Linked DNA regions of Homo sapiens: region 2 is linked to region 1. Evidence: read pairs that join two places in POLR2A ChIA-PET (ENCODE). Cell type or tissue: PC-9. All regions are shown on one strand. Region 1 overlaps SYNE2 (spectrin repeat containing nuclear envelope protein 2). Region 2 overlaps SYNE2 (spectrin repeat containing nuclear envelope protein 2).

The links. Peaks named below come from ENCODE experiments on the same cell type or tissue, not always from the same donor. Only the 100,000 strongest peaks of a DNase experiment are listed, where the experiment ranks them.
Region 2: POLR2A ChIA-PET joins it to region 1 with 11 read pairs; 3 of 35 experiments call an interaction of 5 or more read pairs at or near these places.

The regions. Positions count from the first base shown.
Region 1 is chr14:64,165,805-64,168,304 of GRCh38, reverse strand. It overlaps SYNE2 (spectrin repeat containing nuclear envelope protein 2), which reads right to left. Exons shown (of 116, transcript NM_182914.3): 91 at 918-1,072; 92 at 666-810. Among named protein-coding and RNA genes, the nearest start is that of MIR548H1, 72 kb to the right of the region's middle. In PC-9, no CTCF peak of the experiment used is centred here; no DNase peak of the experiment used is centred here.
Region 2 is chr14:64,060,475-64,062,974 of GRCh38, reverse strand. It overlaps SYNE2 (spectrin repeat containing nuclear envelope protein 2), which reads right to left. Exons shown (of 116, transcript NM_182914.3): 50 at 80-224. Among named protein-coding and RNA genes, the nearest start is that of MIR548H1, 33 kb to the left of the region's middle. RefSeq lists an enhancer at 2,109-2,500. In PC-9, CTCF peaks have their summits at 1,982 and 2,184; a DNase peak (open chromatin) is centred at 1,084.

The DNA of each region.
Region 1 (2,500 bases):
ATGGTGAACCCCATCTCTACTAAAAATACAAAAATTAGCCAGGTGCAGTGGCACATGCCTATAGTCCCAGCTACTCGGAAGGGTAAGGCACGAGAATTGCTTGAGCCTGGGGGGTGGAAGTTTCAGTGAGCCGAGATTGCGCCACTGCACTCCAGCCTGGGTGACAGAGGAAGACTCTGTCTCCCCCCACCAAAAAAAGCAGGATCTGCCTATAACCACCAGGAGTATTTTCAAATACATGTCAGCATAAGCACTGAGGAAACTCCTGTGAAATTATTAACGCTACAGTTATAATTATACCAGGTGCTTTAATACTATGGAGAATTATTGAGTGAAAATACAAACATGAGTCGAAGTATTTTATTATACTCTTGATAGAATGGTATAATGTTTGCATTTTGTGGAAGCAAAGTTGTACTAGAAGCTTCCATGTACTGCAGAAAATCTAGGAGTCCTCTCCCTAATAAAATAGAGCAGTAAATGTTGAAATTTATGAAACGTACAAGAATTTTACAAATGACCAATTGACAACTGAATTTGCTTAAAGGTATACATTCTGTGTTTAGGGACTGATAGGTACACTCCCTGTGTTTTATTTAAAGCTATCTTTCCCTGACTCCTGCCCCAGATGAGCGGTTCAAGGGTGGCAGAGAACACAGGTTTACCTTATAGGTTTTCTGCTGCTCCAGGAGCTCAGGAAGGCTGTTAGCCACATCCACTTTGAGTGCTTCTTCTATCTTCTCCAAAAGTTGGATCCACTTTTCACAGCAATAAAGAAACTTTTCATTCAATCCAATTCCCTGAAGCTCACTACAAAGGTTTAAAACAAAACACACCCATGTTAACAATGCCATTCCCGAGCTGAAGCCGTTAATTTTACCTTAATTGAAACAACGACAGAGAAGGGATGTTCTAACCTGCAGCGCTCCAGTGCCGTGGCCGTGGCCCGAATCCATTGCCGGTTCATATTTTGTAACGTCTTCACAGCTACGTCACTAAGTGGGAGCTTGAGGCTCACTTCATTCAAATGTTCAATATCAGGTGATTGGGCTGTCAGTGCCAGCACATGATTCTATTTTTAAAAAATTGAAGTACAGGTTTTTGGATGCCAATAAGATATCTAGATGACAAAAAACCCTCCTTACCTCAAAGATAAAGGAAAACTGGGGCCTGAACAGGCAAATGACTTGCCCACAGTCAAACAGCTTGCTAATGTTAGAGTGGGACCTGAATTCAGCTATCTCAATGCTGTGCCTTCTAGAATACCAACCTGCAACACGGCCAGCACCCAAACAGCCCAGGAAATAGAAAGTTATCTCAGATTTTGTCACCGAAGAATACAGAAAATAGGCTTTTTTATTTTTTATTTTTCGGAATGGAGTCTCATTCTGTCGCCCAGGCTGGACTGCAGTATCATGATCTCGGCTCACTGCAACCTCCGCCTCCTGGGTTCAAACGATTCTCCTGCTTCAGCCTCCCAAGTAGGTGGAATTACAAGTGCCTGCCACCACACCTGGCTAATTTTTGTATTTTTAGTTTCACCATGTTGGCCAGCTGGTCTAAAACTCTGACCTTGGATGATCCACCTGCCTCGGCCTCCCAAAGTGCTGGGATTACAGGCGTGAGCCACTGCACCCAGCCTAACATGCTTTTTAAAAAAGGACCAATTCTGGGCTTTTAAGTCCCATTTAGTCTGCCAATAACCTGGCCTTCAACAAACAGGTCAAGCACAGAGTGATGAAAATTTGATTCTTAAAATAACTCTAGCAGAGCAAGGGACTTAAACACCCATATTTTGATAGAACATGACATTGCAAGAAAGCAAACTTATCAAAATTTCATTTTTAAAAAGATATTCCAGCGACAGCTTCTAAGCTGACAAGCAAACATCCTTAACAATATTGAAGTTACCACTACAGAACTCTGCTGTAATATTCTAGGTCAGGATAAGCAAACTTTTTCTGTAAAAGGGCAGATCATAAATATTTTAGGCATTTGTGGGCCATATGGTCTCTGTAGCAACTAGTCAACTCTGCCCTTGTAGCGTGAAAACTATAATAGACAATATGTAAATGAAAGGGCATGGCTGTGTTCCATCAAAATTTTATTTAAAAAAAAATCAGTGATGGACAGTGCACCACAGTTTGTTGACTGCTGATCTAAGTTATGAATATTGATTCCTAGGAGAGTTACAAGACCAGATCTAATTCTTTCAGTCATTTATGTTTACTAAACTAAACTTACGAAGGTAAAGAAAAATGCATAATAGAATTTTTTTTATATTAAACTAACCAGAAAAATTCAATTAATCACAACAGCCAATTTCTAGATTATTTCAGTTCACTGACGGTAATTATGAAAAAACATCTACTACAAATTACTCTGACGTATTACTAAAAGAGATCCCTATGTCATCCTACTTTTTCTAGGCCTGAGGGAAAATAGGACAGTAATGAATGGCATAAAAATGACTGTGCTCAAGGGTGAGTTAGGCCAGGCG
Region 2 (2,500 bases), 110 kb after region 1:
CACATTCTCTGCTGCCTCTGCCAGTTTGTTCTGCAATTTTTTGCACACAGACTTACTGGCTAATTGCCAATACTATTACCTTGCTCTGTTCCAAGCGCTCTAAAGCTTCTCTGTAAGACAGTGGCAACGAGGACATGGACTGTCCAAGAACTGTCTCCATTTTGCTGAGGTTAGTGTAAATATCCTCTTCCATTTTTCTATAGCATTTGTAATTCTCAAGATACCTAGTGAGTCACAGTTAGAAAAAAAGTGGTATTAAATTTTATTTAACACAATAAATTCAAAATTTCCCAGAATAAATATTCCACACTTAATTTTTAAGAAAAGATATGACAACTTTCGTTTTTGCTAGGCAATGCATTTTAAAATGTTTTCCAAGAAGTTTTTATTCCCAAAGGGACCTGCATATGGGTTTAAATGCAAACTTGAAAAGGAAGCAAGGGCCGTCCTCTAAAATGAAGATTTTTTTTTTTTAAAGTTCACTTCAGTAAAATGAAAACTGCATTCTCAAACACACTGATGAGCTGTAAATTGGTACAATTCTTGTGGAAAACCACTTAGTCTTAAAACTATTCCCATCTTTGACCCATTAATGCAGCTTCTGCAATTTACCTTAAGAACTGTATCCTAAACATATAGAGCTTATCCTAAATCTTTTGCACAGTAAAACATCTTTACTCACTAGACTATTAATTAAAACATCACACATTGGAATACCCTTATCTAACAAAGGTATGATTAAGAAATTAAAACAATTCATCGTATACAATATTATAGAGTAATTACATTACTTTTAGAAAGTATTTGTTACAATCAAGAAAAGAACTGTTATAAAATTTTAAAATAAAGCTGGATATTTGATATTTTATATATAGCATATATATTTTAAAACACTAAAATTATGCATACAAAAACAGACACAGCCTAAATCCCCCATTGAATGTAACTAAAAACTCTATATCAAATTATTCTTAAAAAACAACTCTTAAAACGCATGAATAAATTGACAAGGAATTAGGGAGTCAAACTGTAAAATGGAAATATACAGAAATAGGCAAAGTTGTAGGACCAGTTTTTTGCCTTGAGGGCACTTGAGTTTCAATTTTCTTTGATTCCTACTGAAAGGTGGGGGACAGACCATAAAGCTGGGAGCCAATCCCAGGATGGGTGTCTAATAGAAAACTCCCTCTGCAAGAATATTTGTAACACATATAACTATAAAGGACCACTCTCTAAAATATAGAATTCCTAGAAATCAGTAAGAAAAAACCACCAATAAAATTGGGTTAAGGCTTAAATAAGCATTTTACAGAAGAGAAAACATGAATGACCAATAAGCATTCAAAAAAAGAGATCAAACTAATTAGCAGTAACAGAAGTGCAAATTAAAACCACGATGAAATACCTCTTCTTACTCATCAGATTGGCAAAAATTGAGTCTCACAATATCAAATGTTGGCAAGGATATGGGACAATTGGAATACTTATATGCTGCTGGTTTGAGTGGAAATTGGCAAAATCATTTGGCATTAAAAATGTAAGATGTACATAACCTTTTGTTCTGAATGATCACACTCCTAGATATTTACCCAAGGGAAGTTATTACACTTAAAAATTTTCCCAAGTAGCACTGTTTCTGAATGCAAAAACTGGGAGCAATCCAAATGTCCATCAATAGCTAAGTAAATAAATTTTACTAAGAACATGAATAAACCTCAGAGTCATAATGATGGGTTTGAAAAAATGAAGTGAGGTATGCAGGAGGAGCAAGATGGCTGAATAGAAGCCTCTACTGATCATCCTCCCCACAGGAACACCGAATTTGACACCTATCTCCATACAAAAGCAACTTCATAAAAACCAAAAATTACGAGAGCAATCACAGTAACTAGTTTTTAGTTCATATCTCTGAAAGAGGCATGGAAGAGGATAAAAAAGGCAGTCTTGAATTGCTGATGCCACTCCTCACCCATCCCCCAGCAGCAGCAGCATGGCAGGGAGAAAGAATCCGTGCACGTGGGGGAGGGAAAGCGCAGCAACTGGGGAGCTTTGCATTGGAATGCAGTGCTGCCAACATAGGACAAAACTCAGCCAGCACCCATGAAGCATTTAGACTAGCCCTAGCCAGAGGGCAACTGCCCATCCCAGTGGTTGAAACTAGAATTGCAGCAAGCCTCGCCACCTTGGGCTAAAGTACTCTGGGGTTCTAAATAAACTTGAAAGGTTGTCGAGACCACAGAGACTGCAACTCCTAGGTAAGTCCTAGTGCTGTGCTACAATCAGAGCCAGTGGACTTGTTGGGGCATGTGACCAAGTGAGACACCAGCCAAGGCAGCTAAGGGAGTCCTTGGAATTACCCCTCCTCCAACCTCATGAACCACAGCTCACAGTTCCAAAAGAGACCCCTTCTTTCTACTTGAGGAGAGGGGAGGGAAGAGTAAAGAGGACTTTGCCTTGCAACTTGGATACCAGCTAAGTAGGACTGGGTACTGGGCAGAGT